Regions from separate parts of the Mus musculus genome. Here regions 1 and 3 are each linked to region 2. Evidence: chromatin loops called from intact Hi-C (ENCODE). Cell type or tissue: gastrocnemius. All regions are shown on one strand. Region 1 has its middle 15 kb from the start of Apln. Region 2 overlaps Xpnpep2 (X-prolyl aminopeptidase (aminopeptidase P) 2, membrane-bound). Region 3 has its middle 44 kb from the start of Apln.

The links. Peaks named below come from ENCODE experiments on the same cell type or tissue, not always from the same donor. Only the 100,000 strongest peaks of a DNase experiment are listed, where the experiment ranks them.
Region 1: a loop joins it to region 2, with 8 times the contacts of the local background. A loop is called at or near these places in 12 of 42 quality-filtered maps.
Region 3: it touches region 2 in a loop (11-fold over the local background); 12 of 42 quality-filtered maps call a loop at or near these places.

The regions. Positions count from the first base shown.
Region 1 is chrX:48,018,710-48,021,209 of GRCm38, forward strand. No RefSeq gene overlaps it. Among named protein-coding and RNA genes, the nearest start is that of Apln, 15 kb to the right of the region's middle. In gastrocnemius, a CTCF peak has its summit at 1,415 (motif pointing right); a DNase peak (open chromatin) is centred at 1,414.
Region 2 is chrX:48,123,381-48,125,880 of GRCm38, forward strand. It overlaps Xpnpep2 (X-prolyl aminopeptidase (aminopeptidase P) 2, membrane-bound), which reads left to right. Exons shown (of 21, transcript NM_133213.2): 11 at 459-548; 12 at 1,236-1,345; 13 at 1,965-2,042. Among named protein-coding and RNA genes, the nearest start is that of Xpnpep2, 16 kb to the left of the region's middle. In gastrocnemius, a CTCF peak has its summit at 1,540; a DNase peak (open chromatin) is centred at 1,520; H3K4me3 peaks cover 422 bases; H3K27ac peaks cover 311 bases.
Region 3 is chrX:47,989,111-47,991,610 of GRCm38, forward strand. No RefSeq gene overlaps it. Among named protein-coding and RNA genes, the nearest start is that of Apln, 44 kb to the right of the region's middle. In gastrocnemius, no CTCF peak of the experiment used is centred here; no DNase peak of the experiment used is centred here.

The DNA of each region.
Region 1 (2,500 bases), 100 kb before region 2:
AGCGACTCTTTGCAATGAGCTCTTACTTGAAGCTCATTTCTAGAAACTGAATGGGCTTTTCCTGAGCTCCCGTCATTCTGGTCACATCCAGTTTCCCTTTGAGTCAGGTTCGGGGATTCATTAGACTCTGATCTGACATTTCAGTCCCAATGTAGTGGCTCAGATACTCAACTCAGCTAATGACCTCACCAGGGGATTTTGCTTGCTGAGATTGGGCAAGGTGGGCTAGTATTTTTATGTAGGATATGTGGGACCTTGTAGCCAGACAGGCAGAAGAACGATAAGGTTAAATGAGCTCAAATCCCTGGACTCTCAGAAATGAGAACAGCGGGAGTGGAGCCATTCCCTACCTGCCTCTACCTGCTCTAGAACACCCCACAACACCCCACTGAGGACCACAGATCAAGTAGCATAAACACCAGGAGTTCTCTATGCTATTGGGGTATCTAGGTAGCCCCCCAACGTTCAGCCAATGAGCTCTTCCTGGACATTCCTTTCCGCAAAAGGTATTTAACCCCTGGTTCACCCTAAATAAAGTGTATGCATTCACATCCATCATCAAATAAACCAGTATGAACAAGCAAGGAGCGGCTCTTCATTAAGGATCGCAGCAGGGAAAGCCATGCGCCTAATCTCTGGAGGAAGTTCTCTCCTCCAGACCCTCTGGACCCTCGCCACTCACTTCGAACCAAACAGGTTCCCCCAACCTGGGCTCTGCCTTCCCCTTCCTGCCCTATGCGTGGATGCCCTGAGGGTAAGCGTGACTCCCAGCCGTAGGTCAGCGGCACCCTGGTACACGAAAGAGAGGGAACCACAGCATTTGGTCCTGGTTCCACTGTTTCCCCTTCCCGTTATGGACTTTGACTTGACTTCTCCAGGTGGCGCTGCGGACACCCCAGCGGAGAATCCGGAATTGGGACGACATTTTTAGCCACTTAGAAGAGGCTTGGAAACAGGAGTGATGCCCGTGGCCTCCTAAAGCTCTGGGTTTAGATGAACATCTGTAGCTGGGAGTGTGGAGTATCCGGAGTAACACCTTGAAAATACTGGATAACCGTCACGGCACAGCAATGTCCATTAATCAGAGTGTTCTCTGGGCAGAAACACCCTATACAACTTCACCAGTGCAGACAGGGGCAAAGAGGAGACCAGAGACTAGACACACTCGGAGAGATCTTCCAGGAACACATACAATAATGTTATGTTACTGCTATTGCCTGCAGAAGTGATGAAACTTCCCTCTGGCACTTGAGGGTAACAGAAAACTGATAGGGGAGAGACCAGTGGGAACACAGAGTTCACTGGAAGAAGCATCCCATCTGAAGCAAACAGCAGAGTAGCCATGCAAAAGCTCACTAGCAGGTGCGGAGCTCCGAGAAGGGGAAAAACTCTCTGCAGTTCCCACACGTCGCCAGCAGGGGGAAGCCTCTCATGCTACATTTCTCCCCCCAAAACTGAGCAAGCGTACTGGAGATAGAAGAGCTGAACCTTTGGCTAGGATTGCAGAATTTAGAAGCTTGCAGAGTATCCTGCCAGCCTGAAAGTTGGCCCAGGTGCACTCAACCACCCACTTCTGTAAGGGGAGGGGCACTACCTTTCCTAAGCAATTGGTAAAATTGATAAGAGCATTTGAGCAGATTGCCAGAAGACAATGTCTTAGCTATCATCAAGTACTCTACCTTCCCAGTCTAGGGCAGGAGTCCCTATAGGAGTTCAATGGAATCTCTCATTGGGCAAGTCACACAGCCTCTCACAACCTCTCCTCTTTGTAAAATGGCTTTAAGAAGAAGTCATGTCTTCCCCTTCCTGCCTCAGTGTTTCTACAGGAGCTCTGGGCTTCTTCTACAAAGGCCTCCCTCCTTCTTGTTCCAGACTCATTCCTGAGGTCCCATCTCCCAAGCCTCCTCCAACATCCCCATGGTCCCCAGAAAAACTGCCTAGAAGCCCTGAGCATTTATATCCCTCTAACTCATAAGGAATGTGGTACATCATAGGCACTCAATATACATTTGAAAAATGTTAAGATTCCCAGTTTTGGCCCGGCAATGGTAGCGCACGCCTTTAATCCCAGCACTTGGGAGGCAGAGGCAGGTGGATTTCTGAGTTCGAGGCCAGCCTGGTCTACAGAGTGAGTTTCAGGACAGCTAGGACTACACAGAGAAACCCTGTCTCAACCCCCCCCCAAAAAGATTCCCAGTTTTGAGGGGCGTGGAATCCTGGACCTAATATATGCTAAGCATATACTCCACCACTGAGGTATACTCCCGGCCTGCAAAGGACTATGATTTTCATTTCAGAAAGGATAAAACTGAGGCCCAGAAAGATTCCAATACCACCTCGATCCTCTGAGTTCTCTTGCACATACCATGCGAGACCCTCAAACGAGTGGGTGACTTAGCTTTTCAATGCCTCTGTCTTCTCTGCTACAGGATGGGACTGTGATGGAGACTAAGTCAAAGCAGGTGGCGCTCTGTGCATGGCTCATGAGACGCGCTCTAAT
Region 2 (2,500 bases):
AGCTCTTTTTCTAAAGGGTCGTGCAGTGACCTTGGACAAGTAGCTCAGTCAGTCTAGATCTCTGTTTCTTTAAAATGGTAATGAAGTTGAACACTTACAGGAGTGTTGCAGACTTCAAGGATATAGCACTTGTGAAGTCTGTTGGCTGACAAAGTATATGCCTGGGGGCTGGTAACCTCTCTGATATGTATAAGAAACTTTGACTGCTAGAACAACCTGTGGACTCTAGCATGCCAGGCCTGACTGCTGGTACCAGGACAGTGCTCACCAAGGAAACCCATAGGCAGAAAAGTAGGAAAGTCCTGCCTATCCAGAAAATAGCCAAAGGAGAGGGCCTGGTCAAAGAGATCAGCAAGTCTTACAGTCTCGCCCCAGTGGGACTTGCTCTATGTCCTTTGTAAGCACTGCTTATCTTGGACAGTGCATCTAGTGCATCTTTCGGTCCCTGTTCTCAACAGGAGAAACTCGTGACAGACACCTACTCCCCAGTGATGTTAATCAAGGCTGTGAAGAACAGCAAGGAGCAGGCCCTTTTGAAGAGCAGCCACGTAAGTCCATATGGCCCTTTGGGAGGTCTGCTTCATGGGTTAGCCTCCTAGACAGAAAATGCTTAAGGAAGACTCTAAAAAAAAAAAGCAAGAAACAACAAATATCTCTATATTTATATAGATATGTAGATATCACATGTGGTGATTGCATTGCTTTGAACACTGCCTGTATTAAATAAGTGTTAGATGTAACAATTTCCTGCCTGGCAAGAGGATGACTCACTTTTTAGACATTAGGATAAAATATTTTTTTCTTAAAAAAATAATAATAACATACACTACAGAACAGAAAATATCCTAAGATTCCCTGTCACCATTACCCAGCTTCAATAATCAAGTCTTGCCCAAAGCTGTTTCATCTGTAACACCACCCACACCCCACCCACACCCCCGAGCATGACCCTCCTGTCCCACCCCTTGCTGCTGGATTATTTTAAAGCGTATCCCACATATTCTATCATTTCAACTGTCACTGCTTCAGTGAGTATTTCTAAAGATAAGAAGGCTTTTAAAAACATGAGCACACTCTGATTAGATATAAACATTAATGAGAATCCTTTTGCTATCCAGTAGCCAGTAAAATTGTCATGTTTTTAAAGCACTCAGTTGCAGGGCAGCTATCTGATCGTCTTCCCTAAGCGAGGAGGCTGCCATTTCGGCCAGCCTTAGTCACTCTTCCGGCTTCAGGTGCGGGACGCTGTGGCTGTGATCCAGTACTTGGTCTGGTTGGAGAAGAACGTGCCCAAAGGCACGGTGGATGAGTTTTCTGGGGCAGAATACATTGATGAGTTACGACGGTACTGGACTTATTATCTTTTGGTGCGGGGGTGGGGAAGTGAGGAGTAATTAGTCCCCTTAGGAAGAATAAAGATCATGCTTGTATTTGGAAGTGAGATTGACAGGTTCGTGGGTGGTCTGGGAGCGGTGCTTGGGGTGTTGGAGGATATTCTCCAGCCCTGCTGAAAGTGGGGACAACCCAACAGCACCCCCTAGCGAACGCCTCAGACACAGCTCCTTCTCCCTGGGAAAGGCCTGCTTAGGCCAGGGGGCCCCTGGGACTCTTAGGAGCTTCCAGTAGAAAGAAGGCTTCTTGAGGCAGCTTGCATAGCATCTATGTTTGAGGTGCAAGACATAGCACATGGGTGGGATGTTTCTCAGATACAGGGAATTGCCTTTCTTCTCTCCCGTAAGGAAAGTAGAGGCAAAGGTCAAGAATTGGTGTCCATAATCTATCCTTCTCTGTGCATGAGTGTTCTCTGTATATGTGACAGGACAAAGCTGGCAGAGGTGGGGCAGGGAGAGGTAAATGGAGTCAGGTTGGGGTGAAGGCAGCTGGGCATTTGCTGTGCGACATATCCTAGTCACAGCCTAGTCCGTGCGCCATTCTCTGCCCATTCCTTACCTTGCCTTGCCTAGGAATGAAAACTTCTCCTCTGGACCCAGTTTTGAAACCATCTCTGCTAGTGGCCTGAATGCCGCCCTGGCCCATTACAGGTACTTCAGAACAAAGAAGTTTCTACAGTGCTTGTGACCAGGGGTCATGGTTGTGAGTAGAGGGGACCTGGGTTGGGAAGGGAATGTTCTGAGCTTTGAGTCAACATTTAAGGTTTGGGGCCTTCAGGACTGTGGGTAGTCAAGGGAGGGACTCCTTTGCCATTCGAAATCTCCTTGAAATTAATAGGTCTGAGAATGGCTTTTGTTCCCAAAAAGCAGGGATTTGGGGAGTGCTTGAGTGCTTCTGGGGTCTTTAGGGTTCAAGGAAAGCACAGTTTCTGTTAGAAACTCTTTCTGTGAAATTTTTATGGTTGTTTTTTTTTTCAGAAATAGTTTTATTGACTTGGGTTTTTGTTTTTGTTTTGTTTTTCGTTTTTTTGTTTTTTTTTTTTTTTTGGTTGGTGGTTTTTTGGAGGGTTTTGTTGTTGGTAGTGGTGGTGGTGTTTGTTTTTGTTTTT
Region 3 (2,500 bases), 130 kb before region 2:
CATTGCTTAGTTATCCATATCTCTAGTCCTCTATTTAAATCTACTTGACAGTACCCAGAAGATGAACATGGGGAGGCATAGGCACCAGGCCTTTCTGTCCTTTTCTGGTTTTATTATTTTGCAGGGGTTGGGGGAGGTTTCATGACACGGGTTCTCTGTGTAGCCCTGGCTGTCCTGGAACTCACTCTGTAGACCAGGCTGGCCTTGAACTCAGAAATCTGCCTGCCTCTGCCTCCCCGGTGCTGGGATTAAAGGCGTGCACCACCACTGCCTGGCTCAGACTTTTTTTTTTTTTTTTAAGGACTTGTGCATTGAATACATATGTAAAACCCTTTTCTCTTGCAAATTTTCACTATTCCTTATTTGTTCAGTTGGCCTATTGAAGACAAATTGCTAAACCTGGCTTATTCCTAACAACCCTGGTAATGAGACCAGTCAAAAGTGCCAGCCCACAAGGTCCCCTGATGCCACCTGGTTTTCTCTCACTTCCCATTCTTTGAGTCTCAAGAATTGCTTCTTGGTACATTCTCCCAATCTCCTCTGTGGAGGAGATCCATGGTTCTTTTTGACTTCTTGTGACTCTAGAAGGGACAGGAATGTATTGGAGAACTGGGCAGTCATCTGTTGTGGTGGCCAGCCTAGACACCTGGAGGGACTGCATGTCCATCCTGAGGAACCACACTGTGACAGTCCCATGTCAGTTCTCTGAGTGGAAGGGGTTTGGTCACAAGTAGCTTTGTTTGTAAGGTGAGCCGTGGAAGAAGGCTAGTGATTTGGAAGGGTTTGAGCAATTCAGCCTGGAGCACCTTCCCCAGGCATGGCTGAGTCAAAGGATCTCACCTTAGGCTCTTTACCAGCAGGCTGCCAAGGGACAAAAGTGGACACTGTCATGTTTGACACCTCCTTCTCTTTCATGATCCCACATCCTTGTCATTCCAAGTTCTTTCCCACTTCTATTCAACTCTCTCTCTCCATCATAGCCCAAGCCACTAACCATCATCTCTCTGTGATAAATCTAAGACTGGGATGACAGACAGAGTACAAGCCACCTAGTTGAATTTGAATCTCAGGTACATAGAATCAGTTTCTACCTTGTACTACATTTGGGTCACACACTTAAAGCATTCTCTCTGTAAAGTTCAAATGTAACTGGACCATCTGTGTTTCATTTTGTTTGTTTCTCTTTTTTTCCCATTTGTTTTGTTTCTAAACCTAGCAACCAGACCAGCTTCACAGCCCAGCATCCCTTACAAAGCAGCCAAAAGGAACTTACAGACATTCAGACATGGCCATTGTCACTACTACTCAACACCATGAAATCCCTGCTCACCCAGGAATCAAGTCCAAGCTTCTCACGGGACACACAAGACCTATCTCTGCCTTAATGCCTCCTGGCCCTCGTCTTCATCTCATTCTGTTACCCTGAATCCACATTATGCCCCCAACAGACCAAATGCCCTATACTCCTCCAAATGTGCTTCTTTGCTTTTACATATACCAGTAACTGGAAGAACTCAAACTCATCCATCCAGCAACCACCACCACTGGCACACAACAAAAGACATATAGACCAAAGGATTAGAACAGAAGACTGGCCCCGAAATAAACCAAAGCACCTATAAGCTACCAGATTTTTGACAAGGGTGTCAAAACCATACACTAGGAAAAAAAAAGTCAACTTCTTCAACAAATGGTCCTGGGGAAACTAGGTCACACATGTAAAAGAATGAAATTAGATTCTCATCCTTCACCCTAATACAAACAAAAGTTCAAAGTGGATAAAAGGCCTTAACGTAAGACCTGGAACTTTGAAACTGCTATAGGAAAGCATAGGTAAAAGACAGGGACTTGGGCATCGACTTTCGTTAAGGGGCACTAATAGTCCAGGACTCAATACGGAGAACTGACAAACTGGGTTGCATAAAATTAAGAAACAATCACCAGAGTCAGGATTGGAGAAAGTCTTTGCCAACTATCCATTAGACAACAGGGGATGGCTATCTAGCATGTATAAAGTAAACACCAACCCCCTCAAATTCACCTCAATTAATATGCGCACTAATGAACTAATGAATAGCCAATTCTCAAAACAAGAAATACAAATGACCAATAAATATGTTTTACAAGTATCCCGCATCCTTAGCTATCAGGAACGTGCAAATTAAAACTGGTTTTGAGATTCCATCTCAACCCAGTTAGAGGGGCTATTACAAAACAAATCTTGGGGCTAGCAACATGGCTCAGTGGTGAGAGCACTCTCTGTTCTTACCGAAAACCAGGTACCAATGTGGCAGTTCACAGCCACCTATGTAACCCCAGCTACAAGGGATCCAACACCTTCCTCTAGACTCCACGGGTACTAGGAATGCATACGGTACACATGCAGAAAGGCAGGTAAATACCCATACATACAAAATAAAAACTAAGGGTTTTTTTTTAATCCTAGATAGAATATGGGGAGAGAAGCCTTAAATAGTGTGTGGGGTGTGAACTGGTATGG